Linked DNA regions of Homo sapiens: region 1 is linked to region 2. Evidence: read pairs that join two places in POLR2A ChIA-PET (ENCODE). Cell type or tissue: MCF 10A. All regions are shown on one strand. Each heading gives the region's core, and the rest is flanking DNA. Links, peaks and the distances in the headings are about the cores only. Region 1 overlaps LOC124901002 (a long non-coding RNA gene). Region 2 has its middle 26 kb from the start of LINC02230.

Region 1 (8,878 bases), core at 271-8,270, 82 kb after region 2:
ACACACACACACACACACACACAAGGAGATTTATTATGAGGGATTGGCTCACGTGATTATGGAGGCTAAGAAGTTCTGCGATCTGCTCTCTGCAAGCTGGAGACCCAGGAAAGCTGGTAGTGAAGTTCTAGTCCAAGTCTGAAGGCCCAGGAACCAGAAGCTCTGCTGTTTGAAGACAGAAGGTGGATGTCCCTGCTCAAGCAGACAGAACAAATTTGCCCTTGTTTAGCCTTTATGTTTGAGTCAGTCCCTCAACAGATTGGATTATGCCCACCCACATTAGGGAGGGTGGATTTTCTTTACTCAGCCTACCTTCTCAAATGCTAGTCTCTTCTGGAAACACTCTCACAGACACACCCAGACATAATGTTTTACCAGTCATCCAGGTATTGCTTAGCCCAGTCAAGTTGACCTATAAAATTAACCATCACAGCTGGGCGCGGTGGCTGACACCTGTAATCCCAGCACTTTGGGAGGCCAAGGCGGGCGGATCACGAGGTCAGGAGATCAAGACAATCTTGGCTAACACAGTGAAACCCCGTCTGTACTAAAAATACAAAAAGTTAGCTTGGCATGGTGGCATGTGCCTGTAGTCCCAGCTACTCAGGAGGCTGAGGCAGGAGAATCGCTTGAACCCGGGAGGCAGAGGTTGCAGTGAGCTGAGATAGTGCCACTGCACTCCAGCCTGGACGAAAGAGCTAGAATCCATATCAAAAAAAGAAAAATTAACCATCACATGCATACATACACCATCTACATAACTGCATAATATTCTACTCTGTAATTTATTTGTCAAGTTCTCTATTGATATTTAAATTGTTCACAATCTTTTGCAAATAATTCTACAATTGAAAAGTAACATGGTACATTTGTCATTTTACACAAGTGAGAACACTTGTAGAATAAATTCTTTGAAGTGGAACTACTTCATAAAGTGTTCATTTGTCAAAATGTGAGATTGTGATAGATATTGCCAAACTGACTTACATCAATTTTTACCCCTACCAGCAATGTAAGAGGTTGCTTCTTCACACGTTTGTTTATATGTTGAACTATTTACTATTTAATCTCAAGTAGTTCAAATGTTGGGAACACCGTAAACGATGCCACGGCCCTATGAAAAGAGCATTCTTCTTCCTTCTTTTTCGCTCTTCTCCTTGGGCAATTTTCAGGCCAGACTTCTGCATTTTTGACTAGGCTGATTCAAGTTGCAGGAATAGGGAAAATAGATAGCTTAGGTTTGGTGCTGGGATAGGGAGCATTTCACCTAGGCCATCTAAAGTGAGTGAGTGAATGCTCTTGTCCAATAGCTGTTTCATGACCTGCCTGAAATGAAGTGGTGGTCTGCATACAAAGTTTCCCATGTAGGTGTCCACGTCATCAAACCCTCTTCACAATCAGCCCTAATTAGCCACCTCCTCAGGCTGAGCAGGATGTGCAACTCTGCAGCCCGCAGACTCTTCCTCCAGGCCAGGCGCCAGCCCTCCCAGCTCAGTAGGGCTCTCTGGGAGAGTCTAACACAGTTGCAACCTGACTGGGCTCTTCCTGGGGTAAAGACCAACACTCTCACTGCCTAATCTTTATCAAACACTAGCTGTTTAAAAGCTATTTCAAAGAGAAGTGTCCTGAGTTCCCTGATTTGTTTTGACAGCTAATGATCTAAGTGCCATTTAGTATTGTGAATGCAGACAGCAGAATGACAGAGTGGGACTGGGACCTGGCCAACCCCTTCCAGCCCAGCACATAGTAGTAGGTGCTTATTGGGTGTTCCTCATGTATCTCACTCAAGCCCCAGAACCACTTCTCCAAGTATTATTTCACCTATTTTATAATGAAGATTCCAGAGAAGCAAAGTAACTTGCTCCAGATAACGGAGCTAACTGATGGTAGAGATCGGGTTTTAACGTTGGTATTGTGCCCACAGCTCCACTGGACCTTCCTGTTGCAGCCTTTCCTTATGGTGTACCTCCTGCCTGGAGAGTCTTCACCACCCCCGCCAGCCCTTCACCCTGCCCAGTCTGGAGCTGGCTCATTAGGAGGCCTGTGGCCAGCCCAGCACAGATGCTCATCAACCCTGGCCAACTGGAGCTTTCGGAGGGGCTGCAGGCAGTGAGAGATAAAAGGAAAGCACCACCCAGTGTTCCCAGAGAGTGTTGGAATCCAAACTAAACTTCAAGCACTTCCTCCTGTCTGGACTGCCATTCGCCCTGTATGCTCATCATGGCCCCTGGCCCTGGCTTGTCCCTGTCGCCCTTGAAGAGTCACTGATCTCTCTGTCTGCCCTTGGGCCAAGCCCTCCCCTTCTCTGCTCCCATAGCAACCACTCCCAACATAGTGAATTATAAAACTGTTCCCACCTCTGTCAACACTGACTAGGAACTTCTTGAGAGGATATTTGATATTGTTAGGTGCTCACCTTTTTAGCCCCAGTTCCTCACTCAGCATAGACCCATCCTAAAGTATGTTAACCTGAACTGAAATCTCTCACCTGATCCAATAGCACATGGGTAAGAGCCAGGAATCAAAGATGAAGCCAAAAGGCCAGCTGGGGAGGGAGCCACAGAGTGGGCAGATCCAGAACATTTGCTAGGGAAAAGATGCCTGAGGTCCTCCTTAGGGGTGGCAGCCCCATATTCATGGGTGGTCAATCTAGGTTAGAGAAAAAGGGTCAGAGTAGACTATGCCCATCCCATCCCTGAAAGTCCTGGATTCAGGCCCCACCTCTCCTGAGAAGTCCATTCTGCCTACTTCAATCCCATGGATTTCTCTTTTTTGTCTAATTCCAAAGTATTCTTCCTGTGCATTCTTGTATATGGCTTTGTTCTAACTGGACATGACTTTTGACGTATAATGTATTTCTCCAAATCCTTACAGCTAACCCTCATATAGCACAGTCTATCTGTCCAACACTGTTCTAGGCCTAGATATATATTTGATCTCATTAATCTTCACAGTGACCCTACATGGAAGGTACTATTATTATAACCTTTCTACAGAAATATAAATTGAGAGACAGAAGTGTTAAGTAGGTTGCCCAAAGTCACACAGTTAGTAAGTGGTAGGGCCCAGAATCAAACTCAGGTAGTCTGGCTTCAGAATCTATGTTCTTAATCATCCCAAGTGGAATGGAAGCCCCTGGAAAGTCACACTTTCACCCACTTCCCACCAATCTGTGGACCCCCGCACACTGAGTAAGAATCTCAGCAACATCTTTTGAAGAACAGTGGGCAATAGGATAGCTGACCCAGACCTGCCTATACCTGGGGTTGTTATAGCTTAGGTCAGGGGCCACCTGGGTTTCAAAAAGTGTTAGCTCTTTTTGATATCCCTTTATGGTATTATGGTCAAGGATGCCTTTGGGTGTAGATCATGTCTTGGAGATCTTCTCCTCCTAGCCTTCCCCTTTCTGTGGATCTCTGCTGATTTATTCCCAGTAATAAGGGAAGAAAGCCAGCAGGCACTTTTCCCAAGGAGTGTTAGTGTGTGTTTGTTCTTCATTAATGAGATGGTGGAAGCCATGCCAGCTGGAGTTTTACTAACCTGAAAGCCCTTGAATCTGACCTTTCCAGTATTGCCTTCAGTCTAGGAAGTAGACACCAGAAGCTGACAGTGACAGAGCAGGTGAGTTTTACAGGTTGGAGGTGCCCTAGGGTTGTGGGGGAACTGGGAGTTACTATTCCCACTGTCTTAGGTGGGGGTGGAGGAAGTAGATCTTTAGCTTCACAAACAAATGGGTTAATTTACACAGTCAATTACTGCTCTTGCATTCACTTATAGTTCCTAGAAGGGTGAGGAAGAGAGAGAAAAAGGGGATAGACCTACTGGGATAACATGAATTAGATCTTGGATAACAGATTTCTGACCAGCTCATTTTTCCCAAGGTGCAGCATAGCAGAGCTTTTCCTCTACCACCCAGGCCTCTTTGGGGCTCAATTTGCATGAAGCATGAAGTTAGTGCTTGGAGTGTGTTTACTCTCTTCTGTAAGTGGATCACAGCATTCCACCATCAGGAAAGTAAACCAGCCCTAAATAACACATTGAGAAGACCAAGGGACTCGATTAGCCACTTAGCGCTGGGGCTTGACGCCGGCACTCCTGCACATCCCACCCCCTTGAAATCGAACCAGAGTGATTTATGCCAGGTTAGAAGTAAAGGAGGCTGCTTTTAGTTATTTCACTGCATGTGCCTCCTGCAGGGTGGCCAGCTGGTGAAACACCCGTGTGGGCTGCTCGAGTTTTCATATTGATTTGCAAAGGCTCCCACTGATCCAAATGTCATAGCTGGTCTAGTATTCAAAGTTTAAATTCCTTGATTCGGGTCAACTGTTTTGTGCAAACCGAACCTGATGACAGTCTGCCCAGAATGAGCAACTATGAACACTGATTCTAAGATGACATGACAGATCTTCAAACAAAGAAATCCGAACTTGCATATTTGCGGTGGTCACCTGCGAGGTCGACACTGACATTTTTCTTGGTCATGAAACAGTTTTGGAATCTCTCTTTGGAACTCCAGAATTTACAGTACCTTCTTTTGCATGCCTGAGGAATAGCAAAGATTTGGTTTAATTGAGGGTGCATCTGATTTTTGGAAACTATCAAAAATAATTTAGAGCCAAATCTGGTGGGTCAGGGCAGTAATCATATTGGGTGATACCATTTGGGACTTAAACCAAAAAGCGTAATTATCAAGTAATAGATTTAATTTTCCTCCTGAACCAGCCCTGAAGGCTGCCAAAAAGAGTAGTATAGTTGTTTTAGGCAATTGCAGCTTCCCAAAGTATTGATATCAACTTTAAAGGGCTAGCATTTACTCGGCTAAAAAGGTTATGAATTACTTGGGTTTTTAAAAATCATTCTTATTACTTAAAATCACACACATTTATGTAAAAACTCCTCCTCCTCTTAAATAACATGTGATTTTGTTGGCGTTTGAGCTTATTAACCAGCACTGTTTTTCCTGTATTTGTCATAGGCCATTAATTTATTTCAATAGTCCTACCATCACTCCTGTGTTTTCATTGGCAGCAGTCCAGTTCCTGAATGTACTGCCAAGCAAGGAGCAAGTAGTTTATCATAACAAGGGGCCAGGATTATTGTCGAGAAAAGCAGAGGGAGGTCGCATCTGCCCTGCCGGCCAGGGGCTGGAATTTGATTTGGGCTTCTTTTTTATCCAGGGCAGTTGTTCCAGGGAGGTCATCCTCTGCCGTTCAGTTCATTTCACTGTGATTTGCTGAGCACTAAACCTGGGCCTGGCATTGGGCTTGGCACTTGAGAAGGTTTAAAGAGAAGGAGAACATGGTTGCGCCGCACCCCCGCCCCCGCTCCATCGCCTCAGGGAGTTCATCAATAACTGCAAGTGAAGAAAAGGCAAACGCCATGAAAGAGGTGCAAATAAAATGCCATGGGGCCACACAGGGGGAAAGACAGAAAAAGGCGTCCCAAAGCAAGGGGATTGGAGGCACCGCCCACAGAGGGTGGCAAGGGTGGCATTGGCAGTGTTGGTGCAGAATCTGCGGCCACCTACCCTTCTTCCAACAACCGAGGTCCCAGCCAAGCAGTGACAAGCCAGGCCAGTTCCATGTATGGGATTACAGCGTTAGGTGAGAAGTTAATCACAAACATGAATCAGCCTTGTTTTTCCCTTCTAGGCTCGGCTCCCGAGCTCTGCAGGAGAGTGGGCAGGGCCCCTCGCTGTATGTACAGGAAATCATACTGGGGGAAACATGAAGCCAGCCATTTCTCACCAGGGCCAAGCTGTTACCTGCATCTTGAGATTATAGGGGAATTTATTACGTTACATAGGAAGAGAATCCCCTTGGTGTGACAGGCAGGAAGAAAAACCATTCACGGGCCAACTGACTTCTTCAGTTCCACCCAGGCTGTGACCACTGGGCAGTGTCTCCTTTCAGGGCCCCCACATGCCCCACCCCCCCACCCCAGCTCTGTAGCTCTTCTGGACTGAAGGCATCTAGGTCAGAAACCCTTTTGTGCTAAGGTTTCTGTTCTCTGTTTTCTCCCAGCCCAGATGGCCAGCCTATACAGAAACTCCACTTGTTGTCTAAACCAGCAGGACTGGGTTAGGACCTGTGGTTCTGCCAAAAACCCTGCCTAACCCTCTCCTGGAATGTCCCACACTCTCGGCCACTCTTATGTTCCCTCACATCCTTACTACTTCAGCTCTAGAGCATCCCACTTGCCACCTAATATTTGCAGGGTGGCTGTCACTTGCAAAGACTGGCAATAGTGTCTGTCTCCATCACGTTGGAACCCTCTGGCCCTGTTTTCAGATTTCATAAATGCCACCCCTCTGTCTTGATGCTGACCTGGCTGGGCAGCCTTTTAGTGAATGCTATGCTTGGCTCAGAGTCACGCCATCATGAAGTATTTCCCTCCCTTCTGAATTCTGTTTGCAAAATCCTCAGTTGCCAGCAGCTCCCTACAAAGAAAAGCCCTCAATATCATCAGAGGAAAGTAAACCTCTCTAGAATCTTAGTAAATCTTAGTAGGTAGCCAGTATTGCAAAGTGTTTTATTTATTTCTTTCTTTCATTTCTTTTAGAGCACTAAAGTTACTACATGCAACTAATTAATCAGAAAACTTTAGTGACTTTGACTTCATAGGTCATTGCACAAGCCTGCTAATGTTCGAGAAATTCCATTTAACTCTGGATTTGAATGTCACATCTATTTATGTAGCAAAAGGAGTCTAATTCTTTTTTTTTTTTTTTCCTTCTGCCCCAAGAAATGTTCATCTGGGAAACAAGAGCTAGGGAGTACTAGCACCAAAAGGGTTTCTTACTGTTAAAACTTAAGTCAATCTCAAAGTTGGAGTCAAAATTAAAGTGGACTTTGGCAGTTTGATCCAGAAGAGAAAAATCCTGAAGGGAGTGGATGGCCCAGAGATGGCAAGCGGGAGAGGGCTGAGGAGGCGTCAGAAGAGCTCACAGGAAAAGTCACACACAACACATCATTCAGGGAGGTTTTCTCCCTTCCTAACCAACAGAGCTGCACAGGGGAGGGCCCAGATAACGTATGTGACCAGACACAGACATGTGTCCTTTTAACATAGACACACATACACCAGAGGTTAGGCACACATGACACCCTTAAAAGTCAAAATCACTTGTTATTAACAAAGCCCATGCTCACATCTGGGCAAAGGTGAAGGGAAGGGGACGAGATCACACACAGACACACACACACGCACACACTCACCCAAGACACGGATAAACAAGCATGCTGCCTGGAGCTGTCACCTCTCTCTGTAACAGACTGCAGGGGTCTTCTCTTGGGCCTCTCCTGGTGTGTTTCAGGGCTAATTGTTTTCTCAGACCTCTGTTTTTACTTTCAACACAATTCAACACATTAACAGCTCAGCTTAGCCAGGATATGCCAAGACCATGGGGTGGGGGAGGAAGGGAAGTGGTGCCCAGAAGAGGTGCATAGGGTGGGTGAAGAGACAGGGGTGGGCCTGTGGCGATGAGGGAATTGGGGCATGAGCACCAGCACCTTAGAAAACATCTGTGCCTCAAAAAAAGCTTACGGCCAACCTCAGGAATCAAATTCACAAAAAGTCTCAGTGGAAGGTGGCGGCCTCGTGCCGAGGCAAGCTGTTTGTGGGACAGCCCGTGATGATGGCAGATGGGAGGCTCAACAGTTAGGAGAGTTTCTGGCTTTCAGATGAGAATTGACAACAGCCCCTGGCAAACTGACATCATACTAGATTCTTAAAAACCCTGCGGTTTGGCCACCTTCCAACCTACCTGTTCACTTGGACGTTCCAAGGTCACCTGAGTGAGGCACTCCTCAGATGTGGGGTTTTACACTGTTCAACAGCTGATGAATTTCAACACTGTTGCAACTACCTTTCTAGGTAAGTGAGGGAAGTTTTAGGGAAATGAATCAAATTTCCCTTACACTGACTCAAGTGGAAGAATTAGTCCTTTAATTCTGAAGGATGGTTGAAAAATGCTAATGGACATTTATATTAGGAAAATGGAAACAACTTTTATAAAATTCCAGTCAGTTTTCCAAATACTTCCCACTGACGCACCGAGGATGTGTTCTAGTTCTTTCAACATAAAGCACACATTTAGGTAGCCCCCATATAAAGGAACGAGGTACACAGAACCTCACCATTGAAGGACTGGTGGTGCATGGAGACAGTGTGTCTTGAAGATTCATGCTCCAGGAGACACCCAGGTAGCTAAACAGTGTGCTGGGCCCAGTGCCTTGCTGTGGCCTTCCCCACCATCATTCTACCCAGCCAGCAACTGCTCAGTGGCAGAAGACCAACAACATTCTACACACAAGGAATCCGAGGTCTTTCTGGAGAAACAATGCCTGTCCACCGAGGGAGGGGCCTGGGGCCCAGTAACTGAAGGGAGAGGTCAGAATTGAAAGAAATGTTGCAGAATGTCTATCAGGTTTCAGTGAAGATGCCATCTCCTAATGGGCCTACAACCCCCGGAAGGCCCAGCACTTTGTTAGATGCACAGGATGCAGCATGGAGCTCCATCCTCATGCAAAATTTATAACACAATCAATCCATGGCATCTGTTTCCCCAATTGGAAGAGGCTTTTAGTGTATTTAAATGCCAAAGAGAAAGAACTAGTATATACAGAGAGAGGTAGAAGATATGGGAAAGGAAGAGAGATTGGGAAAGAGGCAAGAAGCAAGAATCCAGAGAACAAGTGGAGGGGTTGGTCATGAACAGAGGAAGCAGCCTCTTTCCCTGTCATGGGAGGGTAGGACCCGGCTGCAATTGGGCTTATAGGTTTGGAGTCTGAGGTGCTCACCCACAGCTGCTCACTGTTCAAATTTTGTGTGTAGGCAAGAGCTGGCACATATCACCTAAGTATTTTTGCAAGCACTC
Region 2 (8,878 bases), core at 202-8,201:
ATACAAAAATTAGCTGGGCATGATGGCACATGCCTGTAATCCCAGCTACTCAGGAGGCTGAGGCACAAGAACCGCTTGAACTCAGGAGGTGGAGGTTGCCATGAGCTGAGATCGCACCACTGCACTCCAGCCTGGGTGACAGAGAGGGACTCTGTCTCCAGAAAAAAAAAAAAAAAGAATAAATAAAATTCTCAAGTACTTAAAAATATCTTATTAACTCTTTCCATCTATTTATTTGACTACCTGACCAATATTTTGGTGCTTCTGGGAAGGACAGCAGTGGATAGAATGTGGAGGGACCCCAGGCTCATGCACAGGAGTAGCTGGGATAAAGAAGGGGGTAGTGGGTGCTCCCTGCAAGATCCTCTGACTCTGGCCTGGCTTCCTTTACCACATCACATTCTACTTCCTTTTTCCAGGGAGTATGTGGTTCCAACCACATTCCTGCAGGCACCAAGGCCTCATGTCAAATCACATGGCATTTCTGAGCCTAGAGCTTCATATTCAAGAATGTGGCAAGAAGCACAGCATCGTGGTTATTTTGTCCCATACTTCTGCACCGAGGACCAGAATTTCAAGAAATAATGAAGTCTCTGACCTGGCAATTCCACTTCTAGGTCTATACCCAAGAGAAGTGAAAATATCTGCACACAAAGACTTGCACATAAACATCCACAGTGCTGTTATTCATAAGAGCCAAAAAGTAGAAACAATCTACATGTCCATCAACTGATGATGGACAAACAAAATGCAGTACGTCCATACAATGGAATACTATTCAGCCATAAGAAGGAATGAAGTACTGATACATGAATGAACCTTGAAAATATTATGCCGACTGAAAGAAGACAAAGACGGTCATGTGTTATATGATTTCATTCATATGAAATGTCTAAATAGGCAAATTCATAGAGACAGAAAGTAGGTTAATGGTTGATGGCAGCTAGCGGAAGAGAGAAGGGAGAGTGACTGCTGATGGGTATGGGGCTTCTTTTTAGGGGTGATGGAAAGTTCTGGAATTACATAGTGGTGATAGCTATACGACATGGTGAATATACTAAAAACCACTGAACTGTACACTTCCAAATGGTGAATTTTATGTTATGTGAATTTTCTCAATTAAAAAAAAAAGAATAAGTCACTGGGAAGCAGCAGTCTTATTTCCTTCTTTCTGTCCTCCTTGAGCCAACTGAGAACCTCATTCAAATACTTGAACACAACAGACCTGCATTTTGGACTGATCGATTGGCTCTTTCACCTTTTTTTCTACCTTCCAGCCACGTCTCTCCACTTCAGTGAGCATCTATCTTCAAGACTCAAATGGGGGGAATTCAGTTCTAAACATTCCTTTTTGTGCCTAGGCTGTGTGTTGGTCTTGTGGGCTTGGGTGATCTAAATCAGGGGTCTCCAAACCCTGGGCCACAGACTGGCAGTCCATGGCCTGTTAGGAACCAAGCTGCACAGCAGGAGGTGAGCGGCAGGTGAGCGAGCATTACTGCCTGAGCTCCACCCTCTGTCAGATCACCTGCGTTGTTCGATTCTCACAGGAGGGCAAACCCTGTTGTGAACTGCGCATGCAATCTAGGGATCTGGGTTGCCTGCTCCTTATGAGAATCTAACTAATGCCTGATGATCTGAGATGGAACAGTTTCATCCTGAAACCACCCTGCCCCCTGTCCGCGGAAAAACTGTCTTCCACGAAACCCGTCCCTGGTGCCAAAATGGTTGAGGACCAGTGATCTAAATAGAGACCTCAAATTACCTGTCTCCAGCACCACTGCTCATGAGAGCTGTTCCCTGTGGAAGCCAGATTCTTCAACTGTTGGAAATCAGCGGGGAGGCTCGTTTAGGAGACTGGCCGCTGAATAAGGCTTGGCAAAATGTCAGCTTGGACACTCTGTTCCTTTTTGCTGCTGTCATTTCTGCGGTCACAGGACAAGGCCTTGGGGTAAAGAGATGTCTTTATGAGGGGGCTCCTGAGGATACCTCAGTTTCCCTTCTTCTGCCTGTCCCGCTCCTCAGGAGGACACCACAAGCACTTCCCTCAGGCCACCTGTGTGGAACACATACCACTAAGAGCAACAAGTGCAAGGGTTTCTCAGGGATCACACCTCATCAAAGTGGCAGCCCAGGCACTGGCTGTGCCCACCCTGCGGTCCCCTCCCTGCCCACCTCTCTCTCATGCCTTCTGCTCTGCTCTCCTGGTGGGTGACGTTCTTTCCTCCCTGGCACAGGTGCCTCAATCTAGGTAGTCCCAATCCGAGGTTAGCTGTCACTCTTTTCGCATCAGCACAACCAGGAGCATTTTTCATTCCCATAGATGGCTCTAAAGGACAGATTAAATGGGAAGCTTTTGATCAAACCAGTTCTGAGAAGGAAAGGGAAATCCCAGCCCACCAAAGGCTTTTAAGCAGGCCTGCTGAGATGCGATGCAATGCAATGAAAGTAGTACTGTCTCAACTGGGCCACAGTAGTTCAAGCCGGCTAATAAAAACAAAAGCTCTGGGTTTATTTGTTTAACTGACAAATAAAGCCCAGAATAGTCAAGTGGGTTGAAAACTATTCAAATGATTCACATCAGAACACTGGCCATTGTTTAGTCCACAGCAGTGCCAGTGGAACAACGCCGGATACATGCCTGATCATTTATCTGCAGATTTAATGAAAACATATACAGTTGCTGCAATAATTTAGTAGCTTACTGAGCCATCTCCTGCAGGCCAAAGAGGTGTGTTTGGAGTTATAAATATGTTTTCCTCAATTGTCTTGGTGAGTCAGGGCTAGAACAATGTTTACCACCTATGACATGCTCAATAAATAAATAAATTTATTGCTTCATTTTGTGCTGTGGGATAGGCAGAAACCAAGACTGCTGCAGAGTGAGGAGGCCTGTGTCATAGGAATGATGCCATAACTGGAACAGTCTGAAAAAGACAAAGCTGTAACCTTTGGGTCACTCAAAATTTAAAGTCTTGATAGGGGAACCTATTGGTTGAGCTCTTATCACAGGCAGGCCAATGGCTATATTAACACAATGAGAGGGAAAAGATCTAATCTCTCAGTTTCTGTGATAGGAGATAGGTATAGTCTCACCAAAACTACACAGAAGGGGAAGAGGTAATTCCCCCAAAGGAATCAGGCTGTTGATTAGGAAGAGAGAATAGAAACCTGGTGGACAAAAAACAACCATTATTTCTTCCATCCGAAGTACAGAAAATCACTTGAAACAAACTAAATTGAATGACAGCTCCTCTCTGAATGAGGGTGTCCAGTAGTGAAATGATTAAGTGTTTACAATGAGACCTTAATTTTGGAAATTCTGGAAAGGTAATTTTTCTGGCAAAGGTGTGTGTGAGCTAAAGGAATATCTGAAACAGTTTCTAACTCTTCTGCTCAACTTGGTTGTGGAGACTGTTTTAACAGAGACAAAGTGAAGTAAAACATGGAGCATTTATATGGTGAATCTGAACCAAGTTAGAAAAGTTAAATTGAATAAACTTGCCTTGTGGGGATCTTCAGACATTTCTTCCAATTAACAAATTTAATAGGTGAGTAGCCCTTCAAGTACTGAGAGGGATGGACAAGGAAAATCAGAAAACAGTTAGAATCTATATGTAATTTATTAGCATTCACAGTTAATATATGTATTTCCCATGCACATATGCTATTAGCCAGTGACAGCAGCATAGTGAGCAATGAGCAGTAGCTCACCATTCTGCACATGCTGTCAGCCAACGAGTCCTGCAGGTTATCCTGGGTAGACTGTGTGAGGCAGTGTTATTAAGAGGGCTGTTTCAAAGAAACAAAGGCAAAAGATCACACTGGACCGCATTATGAGTTTTACTGCAGCTCATGCTCCTTTGAGGATATGGTTGAAGAAACACAAGGTATAGTTCAGCAGTCAGTGAGGGATTGGTGGAAGTCCTTTGACATGATGAAAGAGCTCACAAATACTGCAGCAGCCTTGGAAGATTTAGCAACAATTTTCTGAACGGGAGCTGAAGGAACTGTGTCTAGATACAAGTCATGACTTCAGGGAATCAGAATGAACAGAAATGGAATTGGCAAGGCACAGTCTGCTCCCCATCTGCAGAGGGAGGGACCAGGTAGTACTCCCTCTCCCAGGAATGCCTTCTCCTCACCAGATGGAGGAGGCCAGTATATAAGATACAGCCTGCCTCAAGGAGCTGCTCTTTCCCCACTGATTTTTCAGAGGATTGACTCAGCTTTTCACTTTGCAGAGCAATTCAGCAAGGCTTTAGGAGAAGGGAAATCTGTGTGTCTCTATAGTCTTCAGCACGGTTTTGTGGTTCCAGCAGGTATTCCATTAAGACTCTTGGTGGATAAACCACAGATAACATTTTCCATGCCTCATTGTGTGTAATCTTAGTAATAAAGTGCTTGGCCAATATTTTATTGATTATTGAGAATTATGAGTAATAATGGTTGTGTTTGCTGGAAAGCTTCTAGGGAAACATAGTGGAAACATATTTTTTGTCATAGCAAGGAAACAAGTGTGTTAGTTTTTAAGGAATTTTTATAAAATAATTAGGATTGCTTTTTTATTTTATTTTATTTTTGAGATGGAGTCTCACTCTGTCACCCGGGATGGAGTGCAGTGGCATAATCTCAGCTCACTGGAACCTCCGCCTCCTGGGTTCAAGCGATTCTCCTCCCCCAGCCTCCCAAGTAGCTGGGACTACAGGCGTGCACCACCATGCCCAGCTAATTTTTGTATTTTTAGTAGATACAGGGTTTTGCCATGTTGGCCAGGCTGGTCTTGAACTCCTGGTCTCAGGTGATCCACCCACTTTGGCCTCCCAAAGTGTTGGGATTACAGACATGAGCCACTATGAATGGCCTAGGATTGCCTTTTTAAAAAGGCTTCTAAAATAAAGACTATGGTGTGATGCCGAAGATGAGTGATTTGCTTGGACAATTTAGAAATCAATTTGTGAGAAGTACTGTTAACACTGAAGAACTAAAATGTAAGACTAGTTATTATGTTTATGCATACTCACCCCCAGAAATTTGGCTTCATGGAATGGGTACATTGAATTAAGTCCAACTAAGCAGTGTTTCACTCATATTCTTGGGCTTCTTCATAAAAATACGTTCATGCATTTTAATTCAAGTGGATAAAATACTCTAAAAATATTTAAACTTTGTGTCAATATAAACAGGATTAAAATGACAGTAACCAAACTATTTGTTTCATGTAAAATACAGCTTTTTTTTAAAAAAATGGAGAAATGTGGAAAAAGTATTTCACAGCCCTAGACAACTCAATCTTTTAATTATAGACCTCTAGACATAACGTAAGGTGAACTCTTTGTAAAATCAAAAGTTAAAATAGAGTCAATGTATGCTGGTGACCTAATATATTCCACTCATGTAGATTCATAGGGAAAGTACTTTCACGTATCTGTTAAAATGGGATTCTTACCATTTCTCAAGCTTTAATATAAGGATGTAAAAATCACAGCATTTTAGCATGGTGGAAAGAATCACTGATGGGGGTAGGAAGACCAATTAGGAGGGTACTGCAATAATTCAGGCAAGAAATGGTGCCAATGGAGGTAGTAAGAAGTAGTTGGATTGTGAATAATTTTTGAAAGAAGACTCAACCAGATTTGCTGATGGATTGCATATGGGGCATATGATGCAGGAGTCAAAGATGAGCCCAAAGTTTTTCCTCCAAGCAGATAGAAGCATGAAGTTGTCATCTATTATCACAAGGAGAGCTATAAGAAGAGAAGGTTTTTGGGGAAGGATCAGGAGTTTGGTTTTGAACTACCACGTTTGAGATGTCTTTAAAACTTTCAAGTGAAGATGCCAAATCATCAGTTGAAGTGACAGTCTCTCATCCAGGTGAGAAGTCTGGGCTGGAGATAGAAATCTGCAAATCATCAATACATATGTGCTATTTAAAGACTTGGAAGTAAAGAAAGATGAGAAGAGGACTGAGGCCAGAGAACCCTGGGGCATGCCAACATTCAGAGGTCAGGCAGATGCACAGAACCAGCAAAGGAGACTGTGACAAAGTGGCCAGAGAGGGAGGTAGAGAACCAAGGGAGACTGGTGTCCTGGAAGACAAGAATGTTGTTTAAGAAGAAAGGAATAGCTGGGCGCGGTGGCTCAGGCCTGTAATCCCAGCACTTTGGGAGGCTGAGGCGGGCGGATCACAAGGTCAGGAGTTTGAGACTAGCCTGGCCAACATGGTGAAATCCCATCTCTACTAAAAATACAAAAATTAGCTGGGCGTGGTGGCAAGTGCCTGTAATCCCAGCTACTCAGGAGGCTGAGGCAGGAGAATCTCTTGAAACCGGAAGGTGGAGGTTGCAGTGAGCCGAGATCATGCCACCGCACTCCAGCCTGGGCAACAAGAGCGAAACTCCATCTCAAAAGAAGAAGAAGAAGAAGAAAGGAATAATTACCCCTGTTGATTGCTCCTGAAAATTTGAGAAAGATAAGGACTGAGAAATACAACAGCCAACTATCCTGGTTTGCCTGAGACACTCTGGGTTTTAGCACTGAAAGTCAGCTATGGTCTGAACGTTTGTGTTCCCCCCAGATTCCTACATTGAGACCTAATCCTCAATGTGATTATATTAGAAGGTGGGGCTGGGCATGGTGGCTCATGCCTGTAATCCCAGCATTTTGGGAGGCCAAGGTGAGCTGATTACCTGAGGCCAGGAGCTTGAGATCAGCCTGGCCAACATGGTGAAACCCTGTCTCTACTAAAAATACAAAAATTAGCTGGGAGTGGTGGTGCACGCCTGTAGTCCCAGCTACTCGGGAGGCTGAGGCATGAGAATTGCTTGAGCCTGGGAGATGGAGGTTGCAGTGAGCCCAGATCACGCCAGCCTGGGTGACAGAGCTACTCTCCATCTCAAATAACAAAAGAAGGTAGGATATTTGAGAGATGGTTAGGTCACGAGGGCTCTGTCCTCCTGAATGGGATTAGTGCCCTTATAAAAGAGACCCCAGAGAGTTAGCTAGCCCCTTTCACCGTGTGAAGACACAGACAGAAGGTGCCATCTATGAAGCGAGTGAGCCCCCACCAGACATCAAATCTGTTGGCAACTTGATCTTGAACTTCCCAGCCTCTGGAACTGTAAGAAATAAATTTGCATTATTCATAAGCCACCAGTTTATGGCATTTTTGTTAGAGCAGCCTGAATGGACTAAGACAAAGTCCCTTGTCCTAAGAAACCTCTAAGCCAACTGCAACAGTTGGTCACCTTACCAGTGAGAAATAGTCATTAGGCTTGACAACAGAGTGGTCATGTGATTTAGTCAGGAGAAGTTCATGTGGAATAGTGGAGACAAACACCCTGATCAGAGTGGGATATTTTTGAGAAAGAACAGAGGGATTATTATTATAATACACAACACGTACTACAATATTGTTTCATCATTATTCTTTTTTTTTTTTTTTTTTTTTTTTTTTTTTTGAGGCAGAGTCTTGCTCTGTCACCCAGGCTGGAGTACAGTGGTGCGATCTCAGCTCACTACAAGCTCTGCCTCCTGGGTTCACACCATTCTCCTGCCTCAGCCTCCCAAGTAGCTGGGACTACAGGTGCCCGCCACCACGCCCAGCTAATTTTTTGTATTTTTAGTAGAGACGGGGTTTCACCATGTTAGCCAGGATGGTCTCGATCTCCTGACCTCGTGATCCACCTGCCTCGGCCTCCCAAAGTGATGGGACCACAAGTGTGAGCCACTGCACCCGGCCTCATCATTATTCTTAATCAAGTTAAAGTTGTTTAAGAAAATTCCTCATTTCTTATAGATATATCCTGAGTATTTAAGACTAAAATGTCATGCTATCTGGGACTTGCACTTCAGGCCAGGTGTGGTGGCTCATGCCTGTAATCCCAGCACTTTGGGAGGCTGCTGCAGGTGGATCATTTGAGGTTAGGAGTTTGAGATCAGCCTGGCCAACATGGTGGAACCCCATCTGCACTAAAAATACAAAAATTAGCTGGGCCTGGTGGTGGATGCCTGTAATCCCTACTCGGGAGGCTGAGGCAGGAGAATCACTTGAACCCAGGAGACAGAGGCTGCAGTGAGCCGAAATCACACCACTGCACTGCAGCCTGGATGACAGAGCGAGACGTTGTCACTAAATGGATAAATAAATAAAAATAAAAATAAAACACTTCAGCAAGAAAAAAAGAAATGAAGCACTTATGCATTAAATTCATGATTATTAAATCTGAGTAATATAATAATGAATTCATTGTGATATTCTTTATTTTTAGATATGATTGAAATTTTTCTGTTAAAATTTCTTAAAGTAAATGGGAGAAAAGGAATTTTAGGCAGCAGGAATACACAGATCTTTTTTGGTTTTTGTTTTGAGTCTGCATCATTGGCAAAAGGAATACATAAATCTTTTGCAGTTTTGCTATAAAGGAAAACAGAGAAGTAGGTAGTATCTAGATTGGTCTCTGTTTTTTTGTTTGCTTGCTTGTTTTTTAAGATGGAGAAGTTACAGTACAGTTGAATGCTGATATGGGAACATGGATGAGGAGGGCAGGGTGGGCAAATTTAAGTGTGCTGTCCTTGAGTAGAAAGAGGGGATAGGACCTGCAGGATAGGTCCCAGGTGGAGAGTTTGGTCTTAAAGAGGATGGTATGTGCCATACTCATCCACAGTCAACAGGAGGTGGCAGAGAGGATGGACACAGATGCAGAGAGGGGGTAGTCCTACTGGTGGAAAAAGTGGAGTTGTCTTCTGATGGCCTCAGTTGTTTTAATGAAAGAGGAATTGAGGTCAAAGGTGAGGGTGAAGCGTGAGAGGGACTTGGAGGTTTAAGAGAGTATGAGGAATAGGAAGGAGAGAGAGAGTTGACTAGAGAAATTCAACAGGA

Evidence for each region. Peaks named below come from ENCODE experiments on the same cell type or tissue, not always from the same donor. Only the 100,000 strongest peaks of a DNase experiment are listed, where the experiment ranks them.
Region 1: POLR2A ChIA-PET joins it to region 2 with 23 read pairs; 2 of 35 experiments call an interaction of 5 or more read pairs at or near these places.

What each region holds. Positions count from the first base shown.
Region 1 is chr5:73,277,774-73,286,651 of GRCh38, reverse strand. LOC124901002 (a long non-coding RNA gene) reads right to left here. Exons shown (of 3, transcript XR_007058818.1): 2 at 1-165. Among named protein-coding and RNA genes, the nearest start is that of LINC02230, 56 kb to the left of the region's middle. In MCF 10A, for the core only: no CTCF peak of the experiment used is centred there; DNase peaks (open chromatin) are centred at 5,021, 5,631 and 7,751.
Region 2 is chr5:73,359,383-73,368,260 of GRCh38, reverse strand. No RefSeq gene overlaps it. Among named protein-coding and RNA genes, the nearest start is that of LINC02230, 26 kb to the right of the region's middle. In MCF 10A, for the core only: no CTCF peak of the experiment used is centred there; DNase peaks (open chromatin) are centred at 2,680 and 4,020.